Linked DNA regions of Homo sapiens: region 1 is linked to region 2. Evidence: chromatin loops called from intact Hi-C (ENCODE). Cell type or tissue: Caco-2. All regions are shown on one strand. Each heading gives the region's core, and the rest is flanking DNA. Links, peaks and the distances in the headings are about the cores only. Region 1 has its middle 23 kb from the start of FAM81A. Region 2 overlaps MYO1E (myosin IE).

Region 1 (9,458 bases), core at 1,019-9,018, 250 kb after region 2:
CAGGCATGGTGGCGTGCACCTGTAGTCCCAGCTACCTAGGAGGCTGAGGCAGAGAATAGCTGGAACCCGGGAGGTAGAGGTTGCAGTGAGTTGAGATTGCACCATTGCACTCCAGCCTGGGCAACAAGAGCGAAACTCCATGTCCAAAAAAAAGAAGAAGAAGAAGAAATTACTAGTACAGAAGAAAGTTTCAGAAAACTGAGGCTTAAAGAGGTTAAGCTAACTTATCCAAGGTTACAGAGTTAGTAGAGCTAGCTGAATTCAGTCCACACAAATAACTTAGCTCTTAACCTTAAGTAAACCTTATCCTCCTCTGTGCCTCCCACACTCACCTCTGGCTTCCTCCCTGGGATGAGTGAGGCAAGAAGGAGAATATGAGCTGTGGACTACGAGAAAAAAACCAGAGTGACTGAAGGAGAAGGAACTCCTGGTCCTTCCTGGTGACCCAGAGCCAACAGAGAAATGGGTAACTCATTAACCAGAGAACAGTCCCACATCCTGTGTGTGAAAGAAAGAAACATTTTAAAAGTTAGAAAATGCATTTGAACAATGTTGTATTTAAACCAAGCTCAAGCAACAGATGTTTCTTTACTTTTCTTTGAGACAGTGTCTTGCTCTGTTGGCTCCTTCACCCAGGCTATTGTGCAGTGGCTGATCTCGGCTTACTGATCTTGGCTGAATTCCACCTGCTGAGTTCAAGTAACTCTCCTGCCTCAGCCTCCTGAATAGCTGGGATTACAGGCATGCGTCACCACACCCAGCTAATTTTTGTATTTTTAGTAGAGACGGGTTTCACCATGTTGGTCAGGCTGGTCTCGAACTCCTGGCCTCAAATGATCCTTTTGCCTCGGCCTCCCAAAGTGCTGGGATTACAGAGGTGAGCCACCGCGCCAGGCCCAGATGTTTCTTTAGTATAGATTTTACACCAGGCTTTTCATTCAGCTTTTGAACATTATGTTAAAGTATATTAGCTTTTATAATTACTTTATTCTAAGATCTTGCCCTGTGAATGACCCCAAATATCATAACGCACAGATCAAGGAGGGTTAGGGACCATGCACAGAGCACAGGCTGGGATTTGCTTTGGGAACAGTCGCTGGGGCAGAGGATGCCTGCTGGAGGGAAGGGCTCTTTCTATGTACGGTTGCTGGGAGCCCAGGACTGGACTCAGAGGAGAAGATGAGTATCAATCCATAGCAGAAACAAAGAGGTATATATGCATCTTCCAATAGAGATCACTGGGGTTCCCACAAGAAAAGTTGACAAATAGCTCAGCTGGAAACATGAAGAGGGGAAGTAAATTACTCAGAGTATTGATCAGAATGTATACAGTAGCCCTCAAACGCAACAAACTCAGCACAGCTGCACCCACTTCTCCTTCAGAGCAGGGAAAAGACAAAAGTTTCAGAAACTTTCCATCTTCTCACCCTCATAGGTGTGAAATCATCTCCCTCCACCAGGAGGAAGAAAATACTTTAATTGGCCAGATGCAGTGGTTCACTCCTGTAATCCCAGCACTTTGGGAGGCCGAGATGAAAGGATCGCTTGAGGCCAGGAGTTTGAGACCAGCCTGGCCAACATGGTGAAACCCCATCTCTACTAAAAATACAAAAATTAGCCAGGCATGGCAGGCACCTGTAGTCCCAGCTGAGTCTGGGGGCTGAGGCAGGAGAGTCCCTTGAACCCAGGAGGTGGAGGTTGCAGTGAGCCGAGACTGCACCACTGCAATCCGTCTCAACAACAACAACAACAAAAATACTTTAATCTTTATTTGTCTTAGGTGAGTGCCCTGGGGTGGAACCTGCTGCAGCCTTTACTTGAGTGGGCAGAAAAAGAAACAAACAAAAAAAAAAAACGGGGGATGAGAGGCTATTACAGTGAAGAGAAAGGGGGAGAATGGGATAGAGTGAGGTGGGAGGGGCAGAGGGGAGAGGCCACAAGGAGGGCTTCGATTTTGGGGGCTGTTGGCCTAGATCTGCATGTGGGCCCAGCTTCTCTGTTCCTCTGAGTGGGGAGATTGTGCTATAGAGACAGTCCAGCATAGTGGACTGGGGGCTGGGACTCCTAAGATGGGGCAGTAAGGTTGCAAATTTGGGGCAGTTTAGTGTTTATGATGGCACGGGAGGTTCAGGAGTTTTGTTGGGGAGAGAAAAGACTTGCTGAAACAGAAAAGACTTGCTGTAAAGCAGTTATTCATGAAGGAGAAACTTTCTTCAGTCAGAATTTATGTTGCTACCCCGCAAGCTGGTTTTTGGATTAATCAAAAGACGGTTCCAAAGAATAGTGTTACAAGCCGGGCACAGTGGCTCATGTCTGTAATCCCAACGCTTTGGGAGGCTGAGGCTGGTGGATCTCTTGAGCCCAGGAATTTAAGATTAGCCTCGGCAACATGGCGAAACCCTATCTCTACAAAAAAATACAAAAATTAGCTTGGCGTGGTGGTATGCGTCTGTAGTCCCAGCTATTCTGGAGGTTGAGGTGGGAGAATTGCCTGAGTCCAGGAGGTTGAGGCTGCAGTGAGCTGTGATCGCACCATTGCACTCCAGCCTGGGTGACCCTGTCACAGAAAAAAAAAAAGGTGTTACGGTGTTACAGTGGGTCCCTCCCTGGACTGTCTCTGCTGCCATCTGCTGTGGAGTGGCCCGAGGGAAACTCTGGGCATCGGGGTAGGAAGGCAGAGTGTTGCCCCAGGCCTTTCTGGGCTTTCCTCTGTTGACATTAAAATTAGCCTTGAACTGGTTGAGAAAGGTCCTCCCTGAGCTCCTTTTCAGGGGGAAAGAAATCAATCAAAAATTAAAACGTAAGAAAAACCAAACACACGTACCCTGTGTTGTAAACATGCTACCTTAAGTGAAGGTGCAGATCAAGAGAGAGAAACCAGAATTTCACAGTTTTGTTATACGTGCAGCTCCCTTGGGAGCAACAGCACGCCACACAAGGCCACTCAGGTGAAGCCCCAGGTCAGTCACGTGGCAAAGGGGGAGAAGGGGTGGCTGTGGAAATTCTCCTTTCTTGTGGTCTCTGTGGGAGATGGGGGAACATGGCTTACTACTGGCTAATTTGAATAATTTCACTGGGCTCTGGGACATAGGGGCTGTCCCTCGTTGTCTGGCACCTGGCCCAGGGCAGTTAGGGTGGGTGTGTGGTAGCCCAGAGTGTGAGGGCCCAGTCAGGGAGGTGGTTGAGGTGCGAACGTAACTGGCTGCCCAAGAGGAGGAACTGACCATCTCTAGCCAGGGCCTCAAAACTGGGTTGAGAGCATTAAACACACACACACACACACACACACACACACACACACACACACACAACCACCCACCCTATATCACACCCTGTGAACTGAGGAATTAATAGCTGATTTTCTTATTTCAGGGGATATAATCTTGGGCAAATCAAAAAGTCTCTGTACTTGAGCCTAAATATGCAAACAGAGTTCTAAGCCATTATCTGCTGTTCCTTATTGTAGCATGCAAGAGCTCTTGTTTTGGTCAGGTATGGTGGCTCCTGCCTGTAATCCCAGCACTTTGCAAAGCAGTGGCGGGAGGATAGCTTGAGGCCAGAGTCTGAGACCAGCCTGGGCAGCATAGTGAGACCCCTGTCTCTAAAAAAAAGAGTTCCTGTTTAAGCCATTGGTAGATGGCTGTTTTCATTTCCTCAGCAAACCTATTTGCTTGGGAAGCCACAGCCCACAGCTTCCTCCCAGGTGTTCTTATCATCCTTGAGAAGGGAGAGATGAGGGTCAGGCTGCTGTGAGGCTCTGGCAGGTAGAATGGTAGCCCTCCCAAAGACGTCCACATTCTAATTCTTTTTCTTTTTTTAGAGACAGAATCTCACTCTGTCACCCAGGCTGGAGAGCAGTGGCATGATCTCGGCTCACTGCAACCTCCATCTCCCGGGTTCAAGCGATTCTCTTCCAGCCTCCTGAGTAGCTGGGATTACAGGTGTGCGCCATCACCACGCCCAGCTAATTTTTGTATTTTTAGTAGAGACAGGGTTTCACCATGTTGGCCAGGCTCATCTTGAGCTCCTGGCCTCAAGTGATCCGCCCGCCTTGGCCTCCTAAAGTGCTGGGATTATAGGTGTGAGCCACCACACCTGGCCCACATTCTAATTCTTGGAACTAGTGAATATGCTACTGTAGGAGAGGAAAGACTTCCCCTCACTCTCCGTGGGTTTCATAGCTGAGTCCATGAAATGAACTGACAACAGGCAGATTAACAGGAGAAAAGTTATACAAATGTACTGTGTGCATGGGGCATCACAGGAAAGAAAAGGGAATACCCCCAAAACCAGTGGGATTTAGGAGCTTGTATGCCCTCTTCACAGGGGAGAGAGGAGGAGGTATGTAGGCAATTTAGGAGAGAGTAAGTGATTTTGGAATAAAAATGAATGGGCCCTTCTCTTGGTGTGGTGTTGGCTTCTTGTTTTCTCTCCTGTGATGAGTTAATCTTCCCTAGCTGATGAAACTCCTGAGGAGGGGACTGGTGACAACTGAGTTCTTTTTTGAGGATCTGTATTTAGGCAGATGGGGAATTAAGAGAAAGCCTCCCCTTGCATTTGCTGTTTTTCAAGTACCTCCAGCTCTAAGTAATCAATATAGCAAACTGGTGTATTTAGCGATGGCATTTCCTGAACTCCTTCATTACCTGACGTGGTAAAAGGAAAAAACTTTTTTTTTTTTGAGATGGAGTCTCGCTCTGTCACCCAGGCTGGAGTGCAGTGGTGGGATCTCAGCTCACTGCAAGCTCCGCCTCCCAGGTTCACACCATTCTCCTGCCTCAGCCTCCCAAGTAGCTGGGACTACAGGCGTCCGCCACAATGCCTGGCTAATTTTTTTGTATTTTTAGTAGAGATGGGTTTTCACTGTATTAGCCAGGATGGTCTTGATCTCCTGACCTCACGATCTGCCTGCCTCGGCCTCCCAAAGTGCTGGGATTACAGGCGTGAGCCACCGTGCCCAGCCTGTTTTTTTTTTTTTCTTTTCGTGATGAAATTTTGCTCTGTCACCCAGGCTGGAGTGCAGTGGCACGATCTCGGCTCACTGCAACCTCCGCCTCCTGGGTTCAAGCAATTCTCCTGCCTCAGCCTCCCGAGTAGCTGGGATTACAGGCATGTAACACCACGCCTGGCTAATTTTTGTATTTTTAGTAGAGACGGGGGTTTCACCATGTTGGCCAAGCTGGTCTTGAACTCCTGACCTCGTGATCCTCTTGTCTTGACCTCCTAGAATGCTGGGATTACAGGCGTGAGCCACCGCACCCAGCAAAAGGAAATTAAGATTGCTAATCAGCTGATCTTGAGATGGGGCCAATCTAATCATGAGTGCTTAAAAGTGGAACAGGGAGGCAGACGAGAGGCTTGGAGAGATGCTACGTTGAAAGGACTTGATCTTCTGTCATGTGCCAAAGAATGCAGGCAGCCTCTAGAAGCTGGCAGAGGCAAGGAAACTAAACTTTTTCTAGAGCCTCTAAAAAGAATGCAGCTCTACATACATTTTGATTTTAGCCCAGTGAGGCCTATCTTAGACCCCTGACCTGCAGAACCGTAAGATAATAAGTTTGTGCTGCTTTAAGCCACTAAGTTCATGATTTTTTATTTAATGACAGCAAAAAGAATAATACAGAGGCTGAGAGGAGTTAGCTGCTCTTGAGTGATGGAAGGATTCCACATTCAGAACCACTCTCCTATACCTCTTGCTACTAAAACCATTCAATATCAATGATTTGTTGTTAAGCAGAAATGAACTGATTAAGGGATACTCAGTAGTTTACAGAATCTCTGGGAGGGTCACAGACTGGGTTCTGGAGCACACAGCCAGGTACAATCCCTGAACATACTGTAGGGCTGCTCTTCTAAAACATTTAAACAAATCTGTTTATATGTTTACTTTGGAAAGTTTCAAACCACAGAAAAATGGAAAGAGCACTATAATGAATCCCCATATCTCCTGGACTTGGTTGGGTTTCCCTCAAAGGAGATCCTGAGAGAACTTGGGTACAGGACATTTATTTGGGAGGTGATCCCAGAAAGCACAAGTGAAAGGGTGCAGGACATGGGACAGGAAAGGAAAACACAGTAATAATATGTGCATTCCTGTGGTGGTCACCGCTGTGTGCAACCGGGGCTCCGTCCTGGGGACCTTCTGGGAAACCATGCACGATAAGCTTCCCATTTGTCTCGCCAAAGGATGGAGAGACGGGGGCTTTTGTCCACTGCCTCCTCTCCCCTTTGGTTAAGAGTCAACCCTGAGAAAGTCAGCTGCCTCAGTTTCCAGGTTGTGCCTAACCAGTAGTATTGCACGCTTCTCTGTGCTGGAGAAAGCCCTCTGGCAGAGAAGCCGTGAGATGCGTCATTTGAGGTGTCAAGTCTTCCCATGGCAGAAACTGTGAACCACAGCTGTGAGTGAACTCAAACAGGAGCTGAAGGGATGTGGGGTGGGGCATCAACATCATCTGCTACAATCCCTCCTAAGATTTACTGCTAACATCTTGCCGTCTCTTTCCCTCTCTCTCTATACACCCACACATACGACAAAGATAAAGTATTTATCATGTGCCGGGCACTGTGCCTCTATTCAGCCCTTGAGTCTGCATAATGACCCTATGAAGCAGGTATCCCATACCTGTCATGCTTAGCGGTCACTGGAATCATTCCAAAGGGTGCTGGAACCATTCTATTTTCAAATATCATTATGCTGGAAATTACATTTTGTGCAACTATTTGAACTTATGGTGACAAATTTTAGATGCCAACCTAAAAATATACAGGAAGGTGCATAGTTTTTCAAAGTTCTTTCTGCGAGTAAGCAGCCAAAGAGTCCCCATCCTAGACTTGTGCCGTCGTGTCTGCATCTGGTGCTATGCCCAGAATCACTGAAGAGGATGATGGGGGCTGGGGTAGGGGGAGACATGGGGAAGGAGCTAAGACACTTCTGTGGTTGCCCTGAAAGAATCCTGGGAAATACATTTTTAAAAGAAAAACAAAATGAGGGATGCTATAGATAGAAAGTGAGTTCAGCTTGCTGAAGGTCCAGATGGATGCGTGCTGAATACCCAGGCTGTGCTCTCCACATTCTGATTCTGTCCCTCTCGGAGCCTGAGGATGCTGAGTTAGTGGTCACATGCCGTACCACCCTGTCGCCTCCCCTTTTATATTTACTTCGTTTTCTTAATGTTGCCTCCCCAACCTCTAAATGTTCAACTTACTTTATGATCAAAGTAGCTATTTAAAAACAAACAAACAAACAAACAAACAAAAAAACAAGCTTTTCTGGCTGGATGTGTTGGCTCACACCTGTAATCCCAGCACTTTGGGAGGCCGTGGTGGACAGGTCACTTGAGGTCAGGAGTTCGAGACCAGCCTGGCCAACATGGTGAAACCCCGTCTCTACTAAAAATACAAAAAAAAAAAAAATTAGCCAGGCATAATGGTGCACGCCTGTAATCCCAGCTACTCAGGAAGCTGAGGCAGGAGAATTGCATGAACCTGGGAGGCAGAGGTTTCAGTGAGCCCAGATCATGCCACTACACTCCAGCCTGGGCAACAGAGTGAGACTCTGTCTCCAAAATAAATACATAAATAAATAAAAATAAAAAGATTTTTTTTGCTTGATTATCCCTTTTATTTTTTTTATTATACTTTAAAGTTCTAGGGTACATGTGCACAACATGCAGGTTTGTTACATATGTATACATGTGCCCTGTTGGTGTGCTGCACCCATTAACTCGTCATTTACATTAGGTTTATCTCCTAATGCTATCCCTCCTCCCTCCCCACAACCCACGACAGGCCCCGGTGTGTGATGTTCCCCTTCCTGTGTCCAAGTGTTCTCATTGTTCATTCCCCACCTGTGAGTGAGAACAAGTGGTGTTTGGTTTTCTGTCCTTGTGATAGTTTGCTGAGAATGATGGTTTCCAGTTTCATCCATATCCCTACAAAGGATATGAACTCATCCTTTTAAAATAGGATTTTTTATCTAACTTTGTCGGGAAGACAAGCTGACACTTTCTTCTCTTCTAGAGCACAAATACGGTAGCATTCTCTTCACAGTGCAAGCACATTGAGGGCACGATGTGAGCTGTGAGGTAGTTGTGAGGCTGTGATGAGAAATGAGCTATGGGGGCAGAGGCAACAAACAGTGACAACAGAAAAGCTACCTTACGTGGAGAAGAAGTTCTTTGGATGCAATTTATCTAACTGAGTTTTACAATCAATCAAACTCATCAGCTATAACCCTGCCTTTTCCTGTTTAGAAAACATTTTTACCCCTGTAATTTACAAGGGCAAGCTGGTTGGTTCTCTTGAATCCATTCTCCCCAAAAGTAGAGCAAGAAAGTTTAGAAAGGGTGTTAGAATCTGGTCTAATCAATAGCTCGATCCAGGTTATGAAGGTGTTTCCCAAGCTTGGTGCAATGTTCAGTTTAGTTCATGTATTCAGCTATTTTTTCCTCCCAATTTGTTGTTCATGTTACCCAGGCATGGTAGGAAAAACCGTAAAGGGCGACTTTCCTTGCTCGATTTCCTCTTCATGTCTGCTAACATGGGGAAAGAGCTTAGGCTTTGAAGCCAGACAAGCATGTGTTTAAATCCAGGCTCATCAGTTATTAGTTCTGAAGATGGATAGCTTATTTAAATTATCTGAGCCCCAGTTTCCTTTCCTGCAGAATGGAGGTGATGTCTCCTCCTCACAGAACTGCTGTGAGGAATTAGCAAGGGCATGTGTGCAGACAGCCCTGTCCATTGATATACAATTAATGATGACCAGTGTTAATATTGTCATCATTATCCTTCTGATCTACAATTTGATTTCTGAACAGACTGGCTGTAGAAAAAAAATGTCTTAGGCAGAAGACTGATTCAAATCTCTTGGCTGGTTTCATCCTAAGTTGTAGAAATTAGAAACTGGTATTCTGGTTTTAAGTCACTGGTAGTTGGTTACTAAAATCATTTCATCAGTTCGATTATCTGTAGGCCTAGGGTAATGTCCTGAACACAGTAGGCACGCCCATAACAACGATAATATCAGCAGTAGTAAGGAATAATTTGAATAACCCTTTAATCTATAAAGCAATTACAAAAACCATCTCATTTAACCCTCTCATAAAAACCTATGATTTAACTAAAACAAATCCTGTTATTCTTCTCATTTAGGGAAGTGGAAGATACAATAAGAGATATTAAATAACTCTCACTTTTGTGCCTTTGAACTCCCTGTTTCCTCCCTAGAAACTTCCCCTAATCTCTCTTCTATGTATGAAATTGCAACACGTTCATCAAGGACCATTTTAAGTTTCCTCTCCTCTTTTCATAGGAAAGAACTCATTCTTTTCTGACCTTCTACAGTACTTGAAGTGTGAACCACATTATTTAGTACTTCATTACCCTCTCTTTCATTTCTTCCCAATGGTTTCCTGTGTTTGAATTCTATTAAAAAACAACAGGCCGGGCACGGTGGCTCA
Region 2 (9,458 bases), core at 672-8,671:
TGTCACCCAGGCTAGAGTGCAGTGGTGTGATCTCAGCTCACTGCAATCTCCACCTCCCGGGTTCAAGCAATTCTCGTGCCTCATCCTCCCCAGTAGCTGGGATTACAGGTGTGCACCACCATGCCTGGCTAATTTTTGTATTTTTAGTAGAGACAGGGTTTTGTCATGTTGGCTAGGCTGGTCTCAAACTCCTGGCCTCAAGTGATCTGCTCGTCTTGGTCTCCCAAAGTGCTGGGATTATAGGCATGAGCCACTGCGCCTGGCTGCAGCTAATTTTTAAGAACATTTTTGTAGAGATGGGGTTTTGCTGTGTTGCCCAGGCTGGGCTCTAACTTCCGGTCTCAAGCAAGTCTCCTGCCTTGGTCTCCCAAAGTGTTGGGATTACAGGCGTAAGCCACCATGACCAGCCTCAAGAAATGCTTTTTACTCCTTATCTTGGACATTGGTACAAATAGAATTCTCTTGGCTGGGAAGACTGGAATCAAATACAGTCTCAAAATGACCCTATCAGACTTAGAATTCTAAACTGCTTAATACCAAACACTCTGGGAGTAATTTTTTATGAACTGAATTTTGTGAGTGATGGAAAAACATTAAAAGATTTTATGTATTTTTGCAAGCATTCTGCAAACACTACACAGATTTTTAGAGACAGAAAATCTTAGATTCAGGTTTAGAGTGTCTGGATATGTCAGTTATATTTTTACTATTAAAAATGAGAGGCCAGGTGCAGTGGCTCACACTTTCAATCCCAACACTTTGGGAGGCCAAGGTGGGATGACTGCTTGAACCTAGGAGTTCAAGACCAGCCTGGGCAACACAGTGAGACTCCGTGTCTACAAAGAGTAAAAAAAAAAAGAGCCAGGTGTGGTGGTGCGTGCCTGTAGTCCCAGCTACTCAAGGGGCTGAGGTGGGAGGATCACTTGATCCAGGGAGGCTGAGGCTGCAGTGAGCTATGATGGCACCACTGCACTCCAGTTGGGCAACTGAGACCCCATCCCAAAAAAAGAAGAGATAAATATGAAATATGAGCATAAATTTTATAACAATTTTGTAATACTCTCAGATATTACTTTGTTTTTTTGAACAGGCCTCCTGAATCCTAATCTCAGAAAATAAATAGAAAACAGATTTCTTCTATTCAGTCATTAAGCTGCTATAACTTACAAAATAGTAGCCCCCTCCCCTCCTTATCCATGATTTTGCTTTCCACTGTTTCAGTTACCCATGGTCAACTGTGGCCTGGAAATATTAAATTAAAGTTCCAGGAATGAACAATTCCTAAGGCTTAGGTTGTGTGCCATCTCACCCTGTCCCGCCAGGACACGAATCGTCCCTTTGCCCAGCCTATCCATGCTGTGTGTGCTACCCCATCATCAGTCACTAAGCAGCCATCTTGTTATTCATAATGGCCCCAGGAAGCTGGCAATTTGGGTATGCCAAAGAGAAGCCATTAAGCGCTTCCTTTAAGTGAAAGCGCTTCCTTTAAGTAAATTCAGTAACAATATATCTTCTATCTGTAACACTGTGAAGACAGAAAAAAATTTCTGCTGGTTTTGTGGAAAACTCAAACTGGAAAAGTATAGATAGGTTTTGGTAATATCTGCATTTTCAAGCCCCCACTGGGCGTCTTGGAATGCATCCCCCGAGGATAAGGGGGTGCTGCTGTAGTGGTATTTGGCCGGAGCTGGGTAGTGGTGGTGGGGTTAGACCTGTAAACTCCTATTTCCATAAAGCAGCATCCTGTGTCTTAAAAGCTGACAACAGTCTGGTTGTTACGGACAAGGAACTCCTTTCTCTCTGTCAGAAGCCTTTCCTAAGGGAGTAATATTTCGAGGTAATGAAATCCAGATTGCAAACTCAGCCGCAGTTCAGTCTCACTGACTCCTATTTTTCTGAATTTTGAGGTCTCAAGTAGGGCTGCTGTGTTGTACATGTGGCACTGAAATGGTCCATGCCTGGTTAATATGTGTGCATTGATTTGCTAATGGGTTTCTTCCCAAACATATTTTATAAGTTATGGGTCCAGATTTAGTGGTCCCAGACTACGGTACGTAGCTGGCTTACCTGGGGGAGGAGGGGCAGCTCTCACTGGGTAGTTGGCATTTTGAGTCCCACTGGAATAACCTGTATTTTGGGTAGTGTTCCTTCTGGTAGGACCTGAAATAAACAAGACAAAGTTAAAACCAGTGCTACTGGTTGGTTTTATGGATCCTCATGGTTCTTTGCATATGGAAAATTTTTGAGAAGCTTGGATTCCAGCTCTCAGGTGGATCTGCAGGAGAACAGTTGCAGTGGAGAAGGAGCCGTTGAGGGAAGTATGTAATGGTAGCTATTGGGTGGGAGGGGCTGGAGGACAGGGTTATAGAGGTACAGTTTTGAAATGTTAGAGACAGTGGTTCTTAAAGAAGGATTGGTCATCTTACAAAGGTGTTTCTATTTTTACAGACTTTTAAAAGAGACAGATGGAACATTTAAACATTTGCATTCATGTTCTAAATGCTAAGTGGCTGAGCAGGTTCACTAATGCTGCGGATCAACGGGGTTGGCATGAAGCCCGTTCTGGCACTGACTGCACACCTGCCTACGTCAAGCGCCTTGCACGCAAGAGTGTGTGTTCTACGGTCCTTGAACTAAACACAGACCACAAGGAGGAGAAGCAGACTTGTACCCTTGACACAGACATGAAGGAATGAGGAACAAGCTGGGGCCAAAGGAACACACTGTGGGTCACAGTCAGGGCTGGACAGCAGGGCCAGAGGAGCCAGAGGAGATCTCTGCAGAGACATCTATGTGGGGAAGAAAAACAATAGGGTCTTGAATGGAACAGGAAGGAAGGTAGGATTAAACCAGCTGGAAGAGGGGTGCAGAGGGAATTTCTTATAAAGAGAAGAGCTGAAGAATAGAGAAGGGTAGGAGGTGACAAGGTGCACAGTGCAAACACAGCAAAGGAGCTGCAGCTCTAGGGCCTGGGAGAACCGACCACGTGGGATCGGGGCAAACCCAGTGTGGCCTGCTGGACGCTTCCCTCCCAGTACCTAGGCCACTCTCGCCACCCCAAATAAGATAGAATCCAACACCTATTGGGCAATTTCCCCTCGGGGGCCCGCCGCACAAACATAGCCTGCTGGTTATTTGCAGCCTTTCTTTGCCCGGCTCTGTGCCCTGGGGTCTGAGTCCTGTGGACAGCCAGGCCTCTGCCTTCCAGTGGGGTGAGGCCTATAGGCCAGGCCAACAGGAGGCACTGGAAGGAGACTGGAGTGTCAGGAGGGAGGTGGGGGACTTCATGTGCCTCCTTCCTGACTGTAGCCTTCAGTTCACCTCGTTCCTCCCTCTGCTGCTTCAGGTTTGCGGATAATAATGATTTCCTGCCACTCCCTTTCCCTGGGTCCCTACTTTGTTCCCTAAACCCCGTCCACATCTTTTCACTGAAAAATCGCTTCAGAAATCCCTCCAAAAGTTGCTGTCTGTTTTCTGCAAGTACTAACGGATACACAGACATACATCAACATTTTCTGAGTGGCTCTACATATATAAAGATATGATGGCATTTGCTGGTATTGTATTAATATGTTAGAGAACATGTTAAGGTGTACCTTTGCAGACAGATTTGAGAAATGGCTAATTAATTAATTAATTTTTGAGATGGAGTTTCGCTCTTGTTGCCCAGGCTGGTGTGCAATGGCGCGATCTCAGCTCACTGCAACCTCCACCTCCTGGGTTCAAGCAATTCTCCTGCCTCAGCCTCCCAAGTAGCTGGGACTACAGGCATACGCCACAACACCTGGCTAGTTTTTTGTATTTAGTAGAGACTGGGTGTTGGTCAGGCTGGTCTCAAACTCCTGACCTCAGGTAGTCCGCCTGCCTCGGCCTCCCAAAGTGCAGGGATTATAGGCATGAGCCACCGTGCCTGGCCTAGAAACAGTTATTTTATATAAGGCATCTTCATGTGTGTGATCACACACAGGCTAAATCTTAGAACAATATCACAGTATATGCATACATAGCATGTATGATTATTCTATGCTGTGTGCTATAGATATAAGTTTATAAATATCAATTATAAATACAAAAATAAAGGCCAGGGAAGGAGTTAGACTGGGGTTTGAGGTAGTGCGTGTGTGTGTGTGTGTGTGTGTGTGTGTGTGTGTGTGTGTGTGTATGGTGTTTTATTTCTTTTTCATCTTCTTTTTTTTAATGAGGCAGGGTCTTGCTCTGTCACCTAGGCTGGGGTGCAGTGGCACCCCAGTAAAGATCATGATTTACTGCAGCCTTGACCTCCCAGGCTCAAGCCATCCTCCCACCTCAGCCTCCGGAGTGGCTGGGACTACAGGCATGCACCACCATGCCTGGCTAATTTTTACATTTTTATTTTTGTGTGTGGAGACAGGGTTTTGCCATGTTACTCAGGCTGGTCTGGAACTCTTGGGTTCAAGCGATCGTCCGGCCTTGGCCTCCCAAGGTGCTGGGATTATAGGTGTGAGCCACCACGCCGGGCCCAGTCAATTTCTTTAAAGGTGGCATAGAGGATGATGTTGGTATTGTGGACAAGATCTGACTGGAAAGGGAGGGGAAATTTGAAGCTAACAAACTTTGATTTGTTTTAACCACAATATTGTAATGCCAGGTGTACTGATACATAAGTACTAAGTCCCTCAGAAACTTTTAACCTGCTCATTTTCCTTGCTGTTGCTTTAGTTTGAAATGTTCCATTCTGAAGAAAGCGTGAGCCCCAGCAAGCAGAAGGTGTACTGATTCTCAGCCCCCACATCTGTGCACATGTTTGCAGCATTTGCTCGGGAGACTCGGGGGAGCGGCGGCAGTTCTGCCTGCAGGGCCCGTGGAGCACTTACGGGAGTTCTTGGGCAGTCCAGGTCCGATGCTGACCTGCAGCACTTTGTTACTGGGCTTGAGGACAGCCAGGTCCCCAAACCCTTGGTGGAACTGCACTTGCCGGGAGCCCCCTGCACTCCAGGGGCCCCAGTTTTCCTTTTTCAACTTCAGTTCAAGCCTGCAAAAAGCACAGTGGGGTTAACAGGTCGAAGGACGCAGTGAGAAAACGGTGCTCAGAGATCCCGCCACGGAGTTCTGCTGCTGGAAAAGCATAAACATGAGGCGAGAACGGACAATCTACACCAGGAGCAGGGCCCTGAGGATGCGCACCGCATCCATGGGGTGGCACTGTCGCTGCATGACAATGAGCCAGAAAAAGGAGCATCTGGGGCCCGGTACCGTGAGACACCAGGTGGTGAGGGAGGTACATCTGGCTAATGTGCCAGTGCCACTCTGTCAGGTGGTCTCAGAGGCGCCTGCTGAGGGGACAGAGGAAAGAGACAATTTCCAGGTCATACCGCTGTGCTGTCATTGTGCTTCCAGCTGTTGTCCCTGATTCTGTGCTTGTGGAGGACTGAGAGATGCCAGACACAGGCCAGCTTGAGGACTCTAGCATAGAACCTGGCTTTGTTTAGTCCTGTACTATTCTTGCACCATCACAGCCCACCCAGGGATGGAAAAAGACACACACTAGCAACCAAAATCCAAATAGAAGGCAGGATTTACCTGCAATTCCCAAACTCCCCATCCAGTTTTAATGCTTCTATATTGCATATATGCCTGTATTATGCAATCCTTATTCTGTTTTTAAGTTATATTTTCTGATATCATAAGAAGGAAAAATCATAATTTTAAGTAGCTGCCTATTATAAGTTTCCCTCATCATGATATAAAGGCTTTGTCTTGGCCTTATTTTTGTAGCTAGGAAAAGATGGAGGATATTCCCATTTTATAGATGGGGAAATTTAAAAAGAAAAGCTAAATAACTTTCTTTCTGTGTTTTAGACAGGGTCTTGCTCTGTTGCCCAGGCTGGCGTGCAGTGGTGCGGTCTCAGCTCACTGCAACCTCTGCCTCCTGGGCTCAAGTATCCTCCCACCTCAGCCTCCCGAGTAGCTGGGACTACAGGCATGCACCACCATACTCGGCTAATTTTTTTTTTATTTTTTACTTTTTGTAGAGATGTGGTCTTACTATATTGCCCAGACTAGCTAAATAACTCTTACTCAGCAAATATGAGATTAGAGGGTCAACAGTATGCCAGCCAGTACCTGGTCCATTAGATCATGTTGCCAAAAGAAATGAAGGTGAGGCTGGGCATGGTGGCTCAAGCCTGTGATCCCAGCACTTTGGGACGCCGAGGCGGGTGGATCACTTGAGGTTAGGAGTTCAAGACCAGCCTGGCCAACATGGTGAAACCCCGTATCTACTAAAAATAAGAAAACATTAGCTGGGTGTGGTGGTGAGCACTTGTAATCCTAGCTACTCAGGAGGCTGAGGCAGGAGAATTGCTTGAACCTGGGAGGCAGAGGTTGCAGTGAGCCAAGGTCGCACCACTGTACGCCAGCCTGGGCAACAGAACGAGACGCCATCTCAAGAAAAAAAAAAGAAAAAAAAAAAAAAAGAAAGAAAGGTGAACCACCTACACAATACGTTGGCCACCTATAGTCCTCAAGCCCCCGGAGGCTCTACCAATAAACAGGTTTTATTATGCATTGGTTTGGGGAATTTAAACCCCCACCTCTGTCACTTTTATCTGCTTCCAGTGTGATTCTACTCCTGTCTGCTCTCCTAAATTAAAAAAACCCTTTTTTGGGTGATACATAAAAATCTGCCTTTGTCTGCCTCATTCAGGTGATTTTTGTCTAAATGATAAAATACACTAGTCTATGAAGTCATTATTTCACAGAAATGCAAAAGTAACCTTTTCAAAGTCTGTGACTACTATCCAGACTGTCTTCTGCAGGCTCTAAGGTTCCACTGGGGCCAGCCAGACCCCACTCTTCTCCTCGCAGGCCTCCTCCAGCCCCATCCTGAATCGCAGGGGTGCGATCAAGACCCCTTTTTAGCTACACGCAGAAGTCTGGGTCCCAGATCCGGACTTACGTATTGCTGAATTTCAGAGGTAGTTGCTTCTGGGTCTTCTCCTCGTAACGCTTTGCTAAGAGGCTTAGGAATTCAGTTTTGAAGACAGATTCAAGCAAACTGTCATACTCTTGCTCATGGAGAATAAAAATGTCATCCTGCATAGTACTGTAAAGAGATTGGACAAACACACTTGGTGAAAGCTGTGCTTCTGTTTACTCTATTGTTTTTTTTTTCTTCCATTTTAAAAATCCTGCAAGATAGTGCTAAGATTTTACAGTCTTTCTTTCTATAAGTAATAATCTTTCAAACAAAACCAACAACAATGAATTACATAATGAAATTGCTGAAATCTGCTTTCAAAGAAGGTTTATAGTCCAACAAAAGCATGATCAAAGTACTTTTTCCACATGATTTTTACAATCAGGAACTTAAGGACAATTTAGCCCATATTAAAAAAAAATCCATTTTCAAGTCCAACTTGTGTTTTTAAGATCATAAAAATCCAGAAAGTTATGAATAGAATGCAGTTGAAAAGGGATGACTCTACATTTAAGTTCCAAGTTAGTATAATTTATGATATGGTTATAGCTATTGTAGTAAATTTGAACTTGAAGAATCATAAGCTCGGTTCTCAAGAGGGAAGCCAATATCCTGGACTTCAAGGTACTTATTAAGAACCTTCTGGCAAACAGTGCTCTGTGGACACTGTAGGCCAGGAGCTACTAGAACGTACAGACACATCCAAGTTCAGAAATGCGAAGGCCAGAATGGACAAACAGCAAACAAGCAAAAATCATCACCTTCAAGCTAATGAATTTTGTCAGACAAGGAAAGAACACACCTTTGCGGGAACTGCATGTTTGGACAGGGTGGGATTGTGGAGAAATTTATGCCTGGAGGGGAGCAGGTGTTACAAGCTATAGGGTGATGGCAGAGAGACGCTGAGGCAGACCCAGCTCCGAGGAAACGCTTGCTGGTCAGGGGAGGTTGATGAGACAAAGTTCCATCTTCAAGCCTGGCTAGGCTTGGTAGAAAGCAACAACATGTATGTAATTGAGAATTTGCATTCCCTGTTAGATTTATCACTCAGGTGAATGGGGCCACCACCCCAAAGACTATAATATATAAGTTTACGAGTATCTCCAAGTACCACTGCCAAATACCAAAGACAACCCTTTGAAGAATGAGATTTCGTTAGGGATTGTAAGCATTTTCCCAGGCATTAGAAACAAATTAGGCAAACCTGCTTCAGTGAATTGACCATGGTAACATTTTATTCTCTCCAAGTGCCACAGACACGGTTCTTTGTATATCCAGAGCCCTGCAGCATCACTCAGGAGCTCTGCTCTGCTCTCAGAGCACCTGGTGTCACTGCACCAGTGGGATTACTGTGGCTGTGACAAAGCCAGATGATGAGGCAAGGGGATCACAAGAGGACTGAGCTGTGGAGAATCTTTGAGACCCTGGATCCTTCTTCCATGTAAAATCTGATCCATTTAGAAGGAAACTCCTGTGGTATCCCTGTTCAGCCCCATTCACAGGTCAAGGTAGGGGTTGGGCCCTTCTTGGAATGACAGGGCTCCCTTGGGCAGAGAATCTTGGGGGACTATCTCAGGCTTGTCAGGAACCTTCTCTCCAGACTGAGACAGGGAGCTAGTGACCCAGAGGTGATGGAGCCAGTAGCTGTAGCCACAGCCTCTACCTTGGTCTGATGTTGAAACTCATTCACCAATGTGCTAGTATTAAGAAGTGTGGCCTTAAGGAGGTGATTAAGTTACAAGGAAGAGGTCCTCATGAATTGGATTAGTGACCTTACAGAAGAGGTATGACAGAGTGGTTTGCCCTTTCTGTCATTCTCCCATGTGAGGACACAACAAGAGGCGCCATCTATAAAGAAAAGACTGGGCCTTCACCAGACACCACATCTGCCTGCACCTTGACCTTGGACTTCCCGGTCTCTAGAACTGTAAAAATTAAATTCTTACTGTTTACATATTACCCACTTTCAGTCCTCCTACAGGAAAGGGGCTTGGTAATCCACAGGAGAAAAAGAGGTCGAAGGAACCACAGCACAATTGGATAGGAAGGCGTAGAATGGCAGTACGCGCAAACCATGGGGGTGGGGCGGGGCGGTGAATGGAGTTCACTGGAAGCAAGAGGCCAGTGTCAGGGGAAAGGAGCTTGGTCCTTTCATGGCCAGCTTACTGAAGAGCAGCCAAAGAGTTTCCCTTGGACGTAAAGTCAGAACCCTTTACAGTGTTTTTTGGACAAATAATAGCCATTTGGGTGGAACACTTGGTCATTATCATTACCTCAGATGTTTGTTTTCAGACATCCACACATCATAGCCATGCTTCTTGCCCACTCCTGTGATAGTTGGGATCAAGGATAAACCCTGACAAGCAGTGGTTTAAACAATAGACGGTTTTCATCTCCGTCACTCAACAGCTCATGCAAAGGCAATTCAGGGCCAACGTGCCAGTTCCATAGTGCCTGGGAACAAACACCTCCTACTTACCTTTAAAGGTACAGCCAGCAA

What was found. Hi-C counts contacts between places; a loop is a spot of excess contacts. Peaks named below come from ENCODE experiments on the same cell type or tissue, not always from the same donor. Only the 100,000 strongest peaks of a DNase experiment are listed, where the experiment ranks them.
Region 1: it touches region 2 in a loop (2.6-fold over the local background); 11 of 110 quality-filtered maps call a loop at or near these places.

Annotation. Positions count from the first base shown.
Region 1 is chr15:59,410,153-59,419,610 of GRCh38, forward strand. It overlaps a transcript of FAM81A not described here. Among named protein-coding and RNA genes, the nearest start is that of FAM81A, 23 kb to the right of the region's middle. RefSeq lists enhancers at 1,329-1,378, 1,389-1,468. In Caco-2, for the core only: no CTCF peak of the experiment used is centred there; no DNase peak of the experiment used is centred there.
Region 2 is chr15:59,156,220-59,165,677 of GRCh38, forward strand. MYO1E (myosin IE) reads right to left here. Exons shown (of 28, transcript NM_004998.4): 23 at 6,938-7,084; 24 at 4,854-5,011; 25 at 2,068-2,160. Among named protein-coding and RNA genes, the nearest start is that of MIR2116, 10 kb to the right of the region's middle. RefSeq lists an enhancer at 4,914-5,415. In Caco-2, for the core only: no CTCF peak of the experiment used is centred there; a DNase peak (open chromatin) is centred at 5,192.